Linked DNA regions of Homo sapiens: region 2 is linked to region 1. Evidence: chromatin contacts called from ENCODE Hi-C or POLR2A ChIA-PET data. All regions are on one chromosome and are shown on one strand. Each heading gives the region's core, a stretch centred on a gene start or an enhancer-like site at or near the end of the contact. The rest is flanking DNA. Distances are from core to core; before and after follow the strand shown. Region 1 holds the start of PSMA4 (proteasome 20S subunit alpha 4). Region 2 holds the start of CHRNA3 (cholinergic receptor nicotinic alpha 3 subunit).

Region 1 (6,378 bases), core at 1,745-4,244:
GTCTGGCAAAGACTCTTTGCTCTTGCAAGTGCCTTCTTCTGTTCAGGCTTTTAGCGCCCCTGGACTACAACAGAACTTTACTTTCTGGTATTCTTAGTCTCCCTAACCTCTGCACTTCATATTATGTAGGCAGATAAAAACTCTGGTTACATATATTGCTGTGTGATGACCAAAAAAAATTGTGGCTTAAAACTTTAATCATTTTATTAGCTCATGGTTTCTGGCAGTCATGAATTCAGGCAGGCCCTGGGACAGTTTGTCTCTGCTCCCCCCAGTGTTGGGGCCTCAGCTAGGAAGACTTTAAGGCTGGGAGAGATTTGATGCCTGGGAGAGACTCAATCACTGTGTAACCGAACACTTGCTTCTTACAGAGTCCAATTGACAAGGGTGAGGTATAATAGAAAGACAGAATTTATTAGCCAAAAATAGTAAAGGGAAAGCAATCGGATTCCTATCCAAATTAACGGCTTCTATTTTTAGGAAGAAGGCAGGGGTTTAAAAAGGGAAAACTTGATAAGGAAGGCAGACAAGAACTGGGCTGAGTACAGTGTCTGTGTGTCTTATTCTGGTGGCTATCTTGGGTCCTGGTCCACCTGGACCCTGGGCTGATGGCATTTCAACAACAGCCAGGTTGTTAACTAGCTGTCTTGAAGTAATCTCTGGAACTTTGCAGCTGGGTCTCCAGACTTGGTCTGTGTGTCTCAGGATTGACCCCTGGAACTTCTAAGAAGACACATAATTAGATACTAGTAGACAGTTGGATAAATGTGAAGGGAGTATATACAATGAGAAAGGGAGGGATGTGGACTCTAGAAAAGGTTTCTGCAGTTTGCTTCAAGGTTATATCTTTAAACCCAAGGAAAAGGGGAAAAAATTTTTAATGCAGTTTGAAGCTAAGCTGCCTGGTTACAACTGGGTACTAGGATCATCTGGAGGAATCTTCACTCAGCTGTCTGGCAGGTGACACTGGGACTTCATCTAGGCTGTTGGCCAAACACCTCTCCATGTGGCCTTTGCTTCCTCACAGCACAGTGCCTGGGTCCCAAGAACGACCATCCCAAGAGGACAAGACAGAACCATATCACCATTTGTGATTTGCTCTTGGAAGTCACATGATATCACTTCCATTGTAGTCACAGGCTCACCCAGATTCAGAATAAGGGGACACAGAACCTCTCAGTGGGAACCATCTGTGGCACATTGTAAGAGGAACATGTGGGATGAGAGATGTTGAGGGTTCATCATCCTAAAACATCACTTTAATCCTGTCTTCCCATTACTGACCAAAACAAATTCTGGCATTAAAGGCACTCTACACTTAGGCCTCAAATGCCTTTCCTTACTTCCTGTATTATCTCCTCCATTCAGATCAGACCGAACTACTCAGTCACCCACACTTGTCAGACTCATTCTTCTCTTGCCCTTTTTCTCAAGGAATCCCTCTCTTGACCTGAGAAATTCTACCTCTCACTTAAAAGTGACTGTTCACTGAATTCCGCAGAATGAACTAAGGTGGCAGGCAGGGGCCCTCAGAGATGCCATAAGTTACACCACCTGAGGATGCTTTCAGAGCACCACCTGCGTGTGGCTCTTTGCCATCTTGCCTTGGCTCACTTCCCTGTGTGCTTGGAAAGTAGAGACGATAGGCGAGACCTCAAAATGTAACTTACTTCCAAGCTATCTCCTTTTCAAAGCCCAGATCCCCCAATAATTTTGCAACCAACATGAAGAGGAGTTTCTGCCCAGTGGGCTGCTTTTTGGGAGAGACTGTGAGCAGATGACTTCATATTAACCCAGATCTAGTCAACCTTCTAGCCTGAAAAAACCTAAAATGCATAGTAGATAGTTTACATACGGACCGAGGCTGAATGAGCAAAAAGGTGGAGAGATGGATAATGAACACAGAAACAAGTATGACAATTTCAGTAAAGAAGATAAAATGGTGCGAGTATATGCTGACGGTAGGGTATTGCTTTAACTGTGCTGGTCAGGGAAATCCTTTCTGACTGGTGAAAAGCAGAGAAAGAGACCAAGGTGAAAATTCCCCCAAAAGTGTGAACCTGATCATAATTTTTTTTAATTTAATTTTTAGAGCCAGTGTCTTTCTCTGTCACCCAGGCTGGAGTGCAGTGGTGCGATCATAGCTCACTGCAGCCTCCAAACTCCTAGCCTCAAGCCATCCTCCTGCCTCAGCCTCCCAAAGCGGTGTAATTACAAGCATGAGTCACCATGCTCGACCCTCATCATAATTTTTTTTTTTTTGAGATGGAGTCTCAGGCTGGAGTGAAGTGGCGCACTCTCGGCTCACTGCAACCTCCGCCTCCCGAGTTCAAGCGATTCTCGTGCCTCAGCCTCCCAAGTAGCTGGGATTACAGGCGTGCACCACACACCCGGCTAATTTTTGTTAATTTTAGTAGAGACGGTTTCACCATGTTGGCCAAGCTGGTCTCGAACTCCCGACCTCAGGTGATCCACCCGCCTCGACCTCCCAAGGTGCTGGGATTACAGGCATGAGCCACCCGGCCTTCCTCATCATAATGTGTATGTCCAAAATGTATGCATCAGCAGTAAAAGTGAAAGCCAGAATGAAAAAGGAAGGTGATGAGAGGGGTAAAGTCTCATGTGGTTGGAACCATTTTGGGAAACAGGACAGGAATGATAGCAATTAAGAAGCCGGTCCACACTATTTGCTATCCTAGGTCTGAATAGTGAAGAGAAAATGAAAGGAGAGCGCCAAGGGTAAGAGAAAGAAATTAGCTATTCCACCTCCTGGTTGGCTACTGTCTTCCTGCCCTCTTCCCCATGGCACAGCAACTCCTCCACCTGCTGAGGACCCTAGCCTAAGCTGCAGCGCCCCAGAGCCTCAGCACCCCCGCGACCCAGCTCCCACGAGGGGCACGGGTTCTAGCTCCGCCCCGCAAGAAGGACTTCCGCGTCCTCGGCCGTCCCGCTCCCCCCGCCCCAACCCAGCGGTTCTGCGCATGCGCGGGGGCCATATTAGCAGCGGTTATTCGGTGAGCGGTGGTGGTTTATTCTTCCGTGGAGTTAAGGGCTCCGTGGACATCTCAGGTCTTCAGGGTCTTCCATCTGGTGAGCCTTTGGCCCCTTGGGGCCCGCGGAAGCTTGGCCGCTTTCCCATTGGGCGGGGGTCGTGAACGTCAAGACAGTCGGTCCCGGCCTGCAGTTGCCGCCGAGGAGCCGTGGGCACGATGACTCTGCACCGCCTCCTCTGTGACGGACCGACCGCCGGGAATGGCCCCCGCCGGCCGCCGTCGGGGGCTTCCCAGTGCCAAGCCTGGACGCCGGGGCCCGCGAGGGGGCGGGCTGAGGGTGGGGGTCTGTGGGCAGGACCGAGAGTTGGGGTGGCTTCCGTCCTCAGGAGTTCGGTACGTGAAAGTTAGCTCTCCCGGAGGTGCCGGTGAACTCAAAATAGTGCTGTGCCCGGCGTCAGGCGTGGAGACAACAGAAAGTTGTGCTTAAAGCTCGAATCAGAAATCCCCGGCGAGTGTCTCTGTGTCCTCCCTGCTTCTCTGCTCTGTGCCATCCTTACTTTGCACCATTCCTATTGCAATTACCTCAACCAGTTCGCTGCCCTCGGTCTCTCACCAGCCAGAGTGATCATTTAAAATGCCAATCAGTTCCTGTGGGCCTTGGGAATCATTCAGAGGAGCCCCATTGGCTGAGAGATAAAATTCTGTTTTTACCTGGGCACGCGGGCTCTCCAGGATTTGATTCCAGCTTACCTTTCCAGTCTTGATTCCCTATATTCCAGTATTTGGAAATGTGGGCCTTGGACTGAGGCTTTACCAAATAACGCTGAACACCTAGTATTGCCTTTTGCACGAATGGTACTGATGGTGCCCAAGATAACTGCCTCCACCCCCAAGTTCAGGACCCAGATCACTCTCTGGAGAAGGCCTCAGCCTCTTGCCTTGGCTTTCAAGGCTCTGCGTGATTTGGATACTCGCTTAGCTCTTATTTATATATATTTTAAAAGCATCAGCAGTTTATCTCATGCCCACTAAACTATCCTGCCTCCGTACCCTTTGTTCATACTTTCTGCTCTGTGTGGAATGCCCTTCTTTCTTCCCCTGTTCTTTCTCTTAGACCCAAGGGTTCTCAGCCTTATTTCTGCCTCTCCCATCTCTGATTTACTTTCATTTTCTGTATCGATTTCTCAAAAAATACTTTCTTGATTCTTTCATCATCCCTTTTCCCACCCTACCCCCGGTTCCTCTTTCCACATTATAATCTATGACTGCCTCTCTCACCTAACTGCCAGTATTAGCTTTTCAGGACAGGAACTGGTTTTACACATTTTGGTATTCCAGCATCTAGCATAATGCCTGACACTTAGCTGAATAAAGGGAGTAAATAAAACAGATTTGTAAAGTCAGCAAATGCTTTTTAATTTGTGAATCTTATTTTAATGATGATCTGATTTTCTTTTTACAGGAACTATATAAAGTTCAGAAAACATGGTGAGTTAATACACATGCCAATAAACGGTTGCCTGATAAACAGTATTGCTTGTACTCAGTTTACAGACTTGAGTGGGAAAATTGAAATAGAAGGAAAGCAGTGAGAAGGTGCCTTTTTTCTTGTCAGTTTCCTCTCACCTATTGAACTTTGTATACCAGGATAGGTTTTGTAAGATCATTTGTAGGCTTGCAGGAGTTGGCCTACTTTCAGTGGGTAGGAATCACTCATGTGTTTTTCCTTTGCAGTCTCGAAGATATGACTCCAGGACCACTATATTTTCTCCAGAAGGTAAAATAGAAATTGTTTAATCTGCCTCAAGTTTAAAAATAAATGTGTTAGACTTTTAGAAAAAAAAATTACAAACTTTTTTTGGTAGTTGCAAAGTTCATCCTTTTTGTACTTTGAAGCAATTATCATCACCAGGTTGATTATACCATAGAAGAGTGAAAGTGGAAATTTGTTTCTAGCTTGCTTCATTGCTGATTTCTTTTGGGCCAGTGGTGCAGGAGCACAGAGGAGAGTCTTGGCTTCTCACTGCTTTTGTTTTGTAGGTCGCTTATACCAAGTTGAATATGCCATGGAAGCTATTGGACATGCAGGCACCTGTTTGGGAATTTTAGCAAATGATGGTGTTTTGCTTGCAGCAGAGAGACGCAACATCCACAAGCTTCTTGATGAAGTCTTTTTTTCTGAAAAAATTTATAAACTCAATGAGTAAGTGAGATTTTAGGAAAGAGTTTAAAAAAAATCTCACTTTCTCACATAAGTGGGATCTATGTAATTTGGGAGGGCTCTTCCGTGCGATGTGGTAGAATTGAAATTGTGCCTTTATTTTGCTTGAAACCTCTTTGAGGCCTGGTACCATGTGTTACTCCTTTTAAGTGCAGGGCAAACACTTAGTGGAGAAACTAGCATTGTGTAATGATAAGAGTACAGACTTAGTAGTCACACAGATTTGGGTTCAACTCCAGGCTTCACCCATGCAGGCTATGTGACCTTGCACCGATTATTTAATTTCTTTGGGCCTCAGAGCCTCCTAAAGTGGTTGTGGCAGTTTAATGAAATAAAATGAATGAAATAAAATAGTATAGTATCTGGCATTTAGTAGGCCCTCAAAGTATTGTTTAGAATAGCTACGCAGGATTTTGTTGAATTACACTGAATCTTACTAAAGAACAAGCCTCTTAGAGGTCTCGAAGAATTTAGCCAAGCCTTGTACACTGTGTGAAATGTTTGTTATATTTGAGTGTGCAGAACTTTGCAGCTCATGGAGAGCTGACCGTGCTAAGTAGAGACTTTCCTTTCAGTGGTGGTGGGCTTGGTAAATGCTGATTATCAGGGCCTTTTGATAAACTTGTCCAAAGTGGTGTCACCCCTCCACAGAGCCTCTGTTGGGACCACTCAACAGCTGGCAGGCTTGGCTAGGCGTAGTCACAGGGCGAGTCTCAGCTATAAGAGAGCCAGGGCAGCCCTCAGGAAGTGGGCCCAAAAAAATGAAATGCACCTCTAGTAGGAGCCTAGCCCTGTACTTCCTAAGCAGGCTTGTAAACCCTCCTGCCATTGTCCCCTGTCACCTCTGTCAAGCCAGGCCTTAGGAAATGAATATTACTCAAGAGCAGTCTGTCTAGCAAAATCTTTTTTTTTTTTTTTTTTTTGAGACAGATTCTTGCTCTGTCACCCAGGCTGGAGTACGGTGACGCCATCTTGGCTCACTGCAGCTTCTGCCTCCTGGGCTCAAGTGATCCTCCCACCTCAGCCGCCCAAGTAGCTGGGACTATAGGTGCGCACCACCACACCCAGTTAGTTTTTGTATATTTTGTTGAGATGGGATTTTGCCGTATTGCCCAGGCTGTTCTTGATCTCCTGGGCTCAAGCCCTCCATCTACCTCGGCCTCC
Region 2 (6,376 bases), core at 1,509-4,008, 81 kb after region 1:
TCCCGTCTGGAAAAAAAACTGAGTTTTTAGCAAGAGGGAGAGAAGGAGGTGTCTCAGGCACCACCCCAGGGTTTGGGGGCAGGGCTTCAATCTCAGGTTCGTACTCTTCTGTTGTGTGAACATGGAGAATGTCTTTCTCCAGGCTGCAACCTGTCCATCTGGGACTTGAGGGGTTGGGCCCTACAGTCCTTCCAGGGGGACTGTAGGGCAGTGCATGTGACCTCAAGCCTTAGAAGAGATATATCTGCCAGTCAGTGGACCCCAATCTGGGTTCCACAGAAGTAAATGAAGCCTGGTCTTTAGGCCTTTCTTGGTTCACCTAAAGCAAATAAAACAGTCACCACCAGGGGGCAGCAGTGCCTAGGGTCTGGTCACTTACTTGCTTGAGCCACAGGTTGGTCTCCATGATCTGGTTTACTTCATCCTAGAAAGAGGAATTAAAGTTGACAGGAGAATTACAAAACAAGACTAATTCTGGGAAAGGCTCCTCCAGAAGCCCCGGTCCCCATGGCCACGGCTCGTGGCTTCCAGCACTCACCACCTTCACCAGCTGAGACATGGACACCTCGAAATGGATGATGACTGGGTCAGACACGTTGGCTACAGGCCGGATGATCTCATTGTAATCTTCAAACAGCCGCTCAAATAGACGGTGCTCAGCCTCTGAGGCCCTGGCCACTGTGGGAAGCAGCCCTGTCAGTCCCTGGGGAAATCGTTACTTAACCTCCCCCACCCAGCCCAGCAGAAACATCACCCATCTACAGCATCCCCTCCACCTGTGGGGGGATTCTGTGGAACCCTAGACTTTCAGGCCAGTCTAACCCAGTGGGTTACAAAATGGGAAACTGAGGCCCAAGAGGGGCAGGATTCTACCTGGCCACACGCATTCAGTGAGAAGCACAGTGGTTGCAAGCCTGGGCTCTGGAGTTGGACAGATCTGGTGCAAATCCTGACAAATCACTTGTAAGCTGTGTGAGCTTAGGCAAGTGGCTTAACCTCTCTGAACCTGTGTCTTTACCAGTCAAAATAAGGATTATAAACGTATCCACCTCAAAGGGTTGTTGTGAAGGAAGTGCACAGCTTGGTGCTGCGGTAAGAGGTCAAGAACTATTCGCAATCTTTTCCTGGGTTGTTTCTGCCGGGTGGGGGTGTGGGGCAAATGCTGTCTGCCTGGGTACAGCCACTCACTGCTTCCACGATGGAAAGATGGCCAGTCCGCTCCCAGGGGCAGGGCCAACCACGGTCGCCCAGGCCCAGGTCTTCTACCTCCCAGCCTCCGGGAGAACACAGCCCAGGTCTGGGCCTCTCCTGCATTCCACCCTGTAGGGGTGGCCACCAGCCCTCTTAGAAGCCAAGGCACTGTGTGACTCCCGTGATCTCGTGTGACCCCCAGCTCTTGCTGATGCTGTCTTCATATCCTGATGAAAGACTCTGACCTCTGCAACCCTTGGGCACCCCTCTTTGTTCCTAAGCCACACCCCAGCACAAGTGAGGCATACCGGGTCAGCTGTCTTCTGATTCCCACGTACAGATCTGGGGGCAGCTTGGGGAAGCGGGAGGAGAATCCTCTAGGAAGTTGAATCCAACTTCCTCAGGTCTTGAAATAGGATTTTTCCTGCTCCCCACTCTCCTTCCCCAGGATGAAAGAAGGGTCCCAGGCAGGAGGTCGGTTGAGAGCGTATGGCGTTCTGAGTAGTGCAGGCCTCGGCACCGAGGGCGGAAAGCGCTCTGAGCTCACAGCCGCACGACAGACCGCCGGCCTGGGCCCTCCAGGAATTCCCTGCAGCCTTGCCCGGTCCCCGACTCTCGCTACCCACCAGCCCTCCCAGGCACCCAAGAGCCTCCCAGCGGCGGGCCAGGGCCGGCTTCCCCCAGCAGGCTCCTCTGGAGAGCGGGAGGAAGACAGGAGGCGCTCTCCCGGTGGAGGGTCCCTCAGCGACGCAGCCAGGAGCGCTAGGAGGCTACAACCGGAGGAGAGGCTGGCGCTCCAGCTCCAGCCCCAGTCCCGAAGCGACTCCCCTCTTCCCGAGGTGGCCTTGGCCAAGTCTTCAGCCATCTCCGTCAAATGAGGAGGTGGGCGGGATGCAGACGGTGGAGCGGGAGGCTTGGGCGCGCCAGTTTGGGAGCCAGTGCGCGGGGCAGGGCGACGGGCAGCGCGGGGACGCGAATCCCCAACTCCTGCGCCCAAGACGAAGGACCCGGTCTCGACCTCCCCATCACCCGGCGCGTACCAGCGCCCGCTCAGTGACTCCCAGGTTTGGTGGTGGCTAGGGGTGGGAGGTGAGCCGAAAGGGAAAAAGCCACCCCACCCAAGTCGCCGCCGGGCTGGAGCCAGTCTGCGCGGGTTCCGAGTCCCCGGCGACGGCGCCAGCCCTCTCCGCTCGCCCGCGCGGTGTTCTCGCCGGCAGCCCCTCCGGACCCCGCGCCCCTTCTCGGGCGCCCGTCCCTCCGGAGCCCTAACGCCTGTGCGCGTACCTGGCAGCAGAGACAGCAGCAGCAGCAGCAGCAGCCGCGGCGGCGACAGCGCCAGGGGCAGCGAGAGCGGGCCAGAGCCCATGGCTGGTGGCCGGGCTGGCCGCGGACCCGGACGGTCGGGAGCGGGCGCGGCGGTCGCAGAGACGGCCTCTCCCCGCGCGGCTCCAGCGCAGACCCCAGACCTGGAGCCGTGCGGGCGGAGACGCGCGGGGCTCCTCTCCGCTTCGCCGCCGCTGGGTTTCCAGCGCCCTCGGACCCGCGGGAGGACAGGAACCATCCGGAGTGAAGCTGCGCCAGGCGCGGGCGGGCGGGCGGGCGTGCGCGGGGCGGGGCGTACGTGCGGTAGGGGAAGGGGCTCCAGGTCCCAGTCCCCAGCGCCGGGCGAGCTCCTTCTCCGCCGGGCTGGGTGCTCCGGCCGGCGGCGTCCGACCAGATCTGAGCAGGTGCTGTCACCACCACCAGGAAGGAGAGGGACTCAGTTTCTGTCCCAGGTTTCCGGGGCGTGTGCAGCTCCCGCAGGGGGTTGGGACCACCGGGCTAGGCGGGCGCCGTAGGAGAGACGCTAACACACCCTGGGAAGGACGCCTTGTGTATCTCATGCTATTAAATAATTGTTAAATATTTTAGCCGGGAGCAGTGGCTCACGCCTGTAATCCCAGCCAGCACTTTGGGAGGCCAAGGCGGGCGGATCACGAGGTCAGAGACCATCCTGGCTAACATGGTGAAACCTCGTCTCTACTAAAAATACTCTACAAATTAGCCCGGCGTGGTGGCAGGCACCTGTAGTCCCAGCTACTCGGGAGGCTGAGGCAGGAGAATGGCGTGAACCCGGGAGGCAGAGCCTGCAGTGAGCCGAGATTGCGCCACTGCACTCCAGCCTGGGTGACAGAGTGAGACTTCATCTCAAAACAAAACAAAACAAAACAAAAAAACTTAGATATAGTACTGGTATTTTTTTTTTAAGTCCTTATAGCTTAGGGGTGGGTGGAAGTTAGTTGAAACAATATTGGCTATGAGTTGATAATTGTCGAGGCAGGATGATGGTACCTGGAGGTTTGTTATACTGTTCTCTTAACTTTGGAATACGTTTGGATTGTTCCTTAATGAAAAATTTTTTGGGGTGATCAGACCCAACCCCAGGCCATGGGGGTGACAAAGTCAGGCGGAGTCAAAAGAATGAGAAAAGACAAGAGAGAAAGCGGGACCAGGCGGCCAACGTATGGAGGCTACGAAGGCCCCCAGCTGTGGGAGCCCACGCTATTTATTGGTGATCAAAGAAACAGGTGGTGAGGATGTGGGGGTTGAAAGGAAGCGGTGTATCAAGCAAATGAACTACAGCTGTGACGGTAGTTCACCTCCCATCCCAAAGTGCTGGGATTACAGGCGTGAGCCACTGTGTGCAGCCTCATCTGCTCTTCTGATGGAGCAATCTGAGAGGGCAATGGGGTTCCCACCCTAGTCCCCTGCAGAACCTGTCCCCTTCCCCGCCACCATCTGCAACCCCAAGAATGTGCACTGATTGGCCAGGCAGGGTGCCCTGGAGCCTCCTGCCCTCTCTGACCACCCACCAGGGATGGGGGGCACCTTGATGTTGGCTTCTTTGACATCCTTTTATTGCAGGAGGAAGTTCTGTCATAAACTCTCCTCCTGGCATTCAGCAAATGGAGAGTCACCTTTATCATTTCCAGAATGTGCTGTTTACCCATATTAAAACCAAACAAAAGGAGACAGTTTGTGGAATGGAAAATGTAAGAATTGGGACCCACCTCTCAGGCCTCCAATTACAGCATTCTCAACTCTTGGCAAATGTCCCCCATTGGGACAATACTGTAAGTTATATATCCAACAAAGGACTTGTATCCAGAATGTATAAGGAACTCTCAAAACTCAACACTAAGTGTAGATGCATATGAGGGGTCTTACTGGGGTGATGCAGATGTTCTAAAACTGGATTCTGGTGGTAAGCTTACGACAACTCTTTGAATTGTACTTCAAATGGGTGGATTTTATGGTATGTAAATTATACCTCAATAAAGTTGTTTTCTAAAGAAAGTCTCAATGGTAAGAAAACGAACAATTTTTTAAATGAGCAAAAGAGTTAAACAGACTCTTCACCAAAGAGGTATACAGAAGACAAAAAAAAAAAAAAAAGCACGTGGAAGATGTTCAAATCACTAGCCATCAGGGACACGCAAATTAAAACCAGGGTGGAATCCAGTTGCTGAACAACTGGATCTCTCATACTTTGGTGGGATTGCAAAATGGTATAGCCACTCCAGAAAACAGTTTGACAGTTTCTTTCTCTTTCTTTTGTTCTTTTTTTTTTTTGACAGAGTCTCGCTCTGTCACCCAGGCTGGAGTGCAGTGGCACGATCTCGGCTCACTGCAACCTCTGCCTCCCAGGTTCAAGCAATTCTCCTGCCTCAACCTCCCGAGTAGCTGGGATTACAGGTACACACTACCACACCTGGCTAATTTTTGTATTTTTAGTAGAGACAGGGTTTTACCATATTGGCCAAGCTGGTCTTGAACTCCTGACCTTAGGTGATCTGCCGCCTTGGCCTCCCAAAGTGTTGGGGTTACAGGTGTGAGCCACCATGCCCGGCCTCAACAGTTTCATATAAAGTTAAATATACACTTACCATATAACCTAGCAATCACCCTCCTGAGTGTTTAAATAAATGAAAACTTTTATTCATACACAATCCTATATGTGAATCTTTATATTAGCTCTATTCATAATTGCCAAAAACTGGAAACAGCCTAAATGTGCGTCAACATCATACCACTGAACACTCCTCAGCAATACGAAAAAAACCCAACTTGATTGAATCTCGAAGGCACTATGCTGAATTAAAGAAGCCAGTCTCCAAAGGTCACTACTGTATGATTCCATTTAAATGGCATTCTTGAAAAGACCCGACTGTAGTGAAGGAGAAAAGATATGTGGTTGCCAGGGGCTAGGAGTGCAGGGAGTCAGGACTCTAAAGGAATAGCAGGACGGAGTTGTTTTGCGTGACAGATCTTTCCTGGGTCCTGATTGTGATGGTGGTTATACCAATCTATACATGTGTTAAAATTCCTAGAACTATATATTTAAAAGTCAATTTTATTGTATAATAATTTTTAAAACAGAATTTTTTAGAACATCCTCCTCCATTCCACAAATATTTTGAGTGCCTACTACATGCCAGGCACTGTGCAAAAGGCAGTATGTGCGAGGAGTGAATCAGAGCATCCGTGTGGGAGACAGACCTGAACCCAGCCATGAGAGAGAAGTGGAAAGTGACCAGCACCGCAGTCATGGAGGAGCAGGTCATGCCTTTCAGATGGGGGAACTAGGGATGGCTGCTCAGAGGAGGGGCATCTGGACTTGAAGGAGGGGTAGGAGCCATTCATTCATTCAACAAACATTTATTGAGCACCTACTGTGTGCCAAGCTCTGTCCTAGGCCCTGGGGATACTACCACGAATGTGAAGGAGCAGGTCCCTGTTCTCATGGAGCTCACACTCTAGTGGGTGAGCTGTGGATGACATACATGCCACCAGATAAGAGCGACAGGTACACAGGAGTGCTCGAGGAAGGAGGCAGGGTAACGTGACTGTAGGGAGGCTGCTTTAGAATGATTGGGTGGTTAGGGAAGGCCTCTCAGAGGAGGTGACATTGGAGCAAAGAATGGATTGGAGCCATGCCCTGACTGATGTGGCTGTGGAAAGAGCTTGGGAAGCCCTGGGGGAAGAGGAAGAAGGTTCAGGTAGAAGATAGGGAAGGCCAGGCATAGTGGCTCACACTTGTAATCCTAGCACTTTGGGAGGCCGAGGCAGGTGGGTCATTTGAGGTCAGGAGTTCGAAATCAGCCTGGCCAACAAAAATACAAAAATTAGCTGGGCACGGTGGCGG

What was found. A loop is a pair of places that touch in the nucleus more often than their neighbours do. ChIA-PET counts read pairs that join two places held with the same protein, here RNA polymerase II (POLR2A). Pooled maps may share reads with other maps.
Region 2: a pooled map shows a loop between it and region 1 (3-fold over the local background). The contact joins the promoter of CHRNA3 here to the promoter of PSMA4 in region 1. A Hi-C loop is called at or near these places in 1 of 168 maps with a recorded cell type or tissue (DLD1) and 4 of 50 pooled maps. POLR2A ChIA-PET finds 5 or more read pairs at or near these places in 3 of 52 experiments (A673, MCF 10A and activated CD4-positive, alpha-beta T cell).

What each region holds. Positions count from the first base shown.
Region 1 is chr15:78,537,450-78,543,827 of GRCh38, forward strand. PSMA4 (proteasome 20S subunit alpha 4) reads left to right here and starts at 2,995. Exons shown (of 9, transcript NM_002789.6): 1 at 2,995-3,090; 2 at 4,456-4,481; 3 at 4,728-4,770; 4 at 5,034-5,196. The coding sequence starts at 4,479. RefSeq lists enhancers at 3,033-3,142, 3,251-4,143 and a silencer at 3,223-3,492.
Region 2 is chr15:78,618,238-78,624,613 of GRCh38, forward strand. CHRNA3 (cholinergic receptor nicotinic alpha 3 subunit) reads right to left here and starts at 2,759. Exons shown (of 6, transcript NM_000743.5): 1 at 2,476-2,759; 2 at 539-678; 3 at 380-424. The coding sequence starts at 2,557. It overlaps CHRNB4 (cholinergic receptor nicotinic beta 4 subunit), which reads right to left. Exons shown (of 6, transcript NM_000750.5): 6 at 5,874-6,376.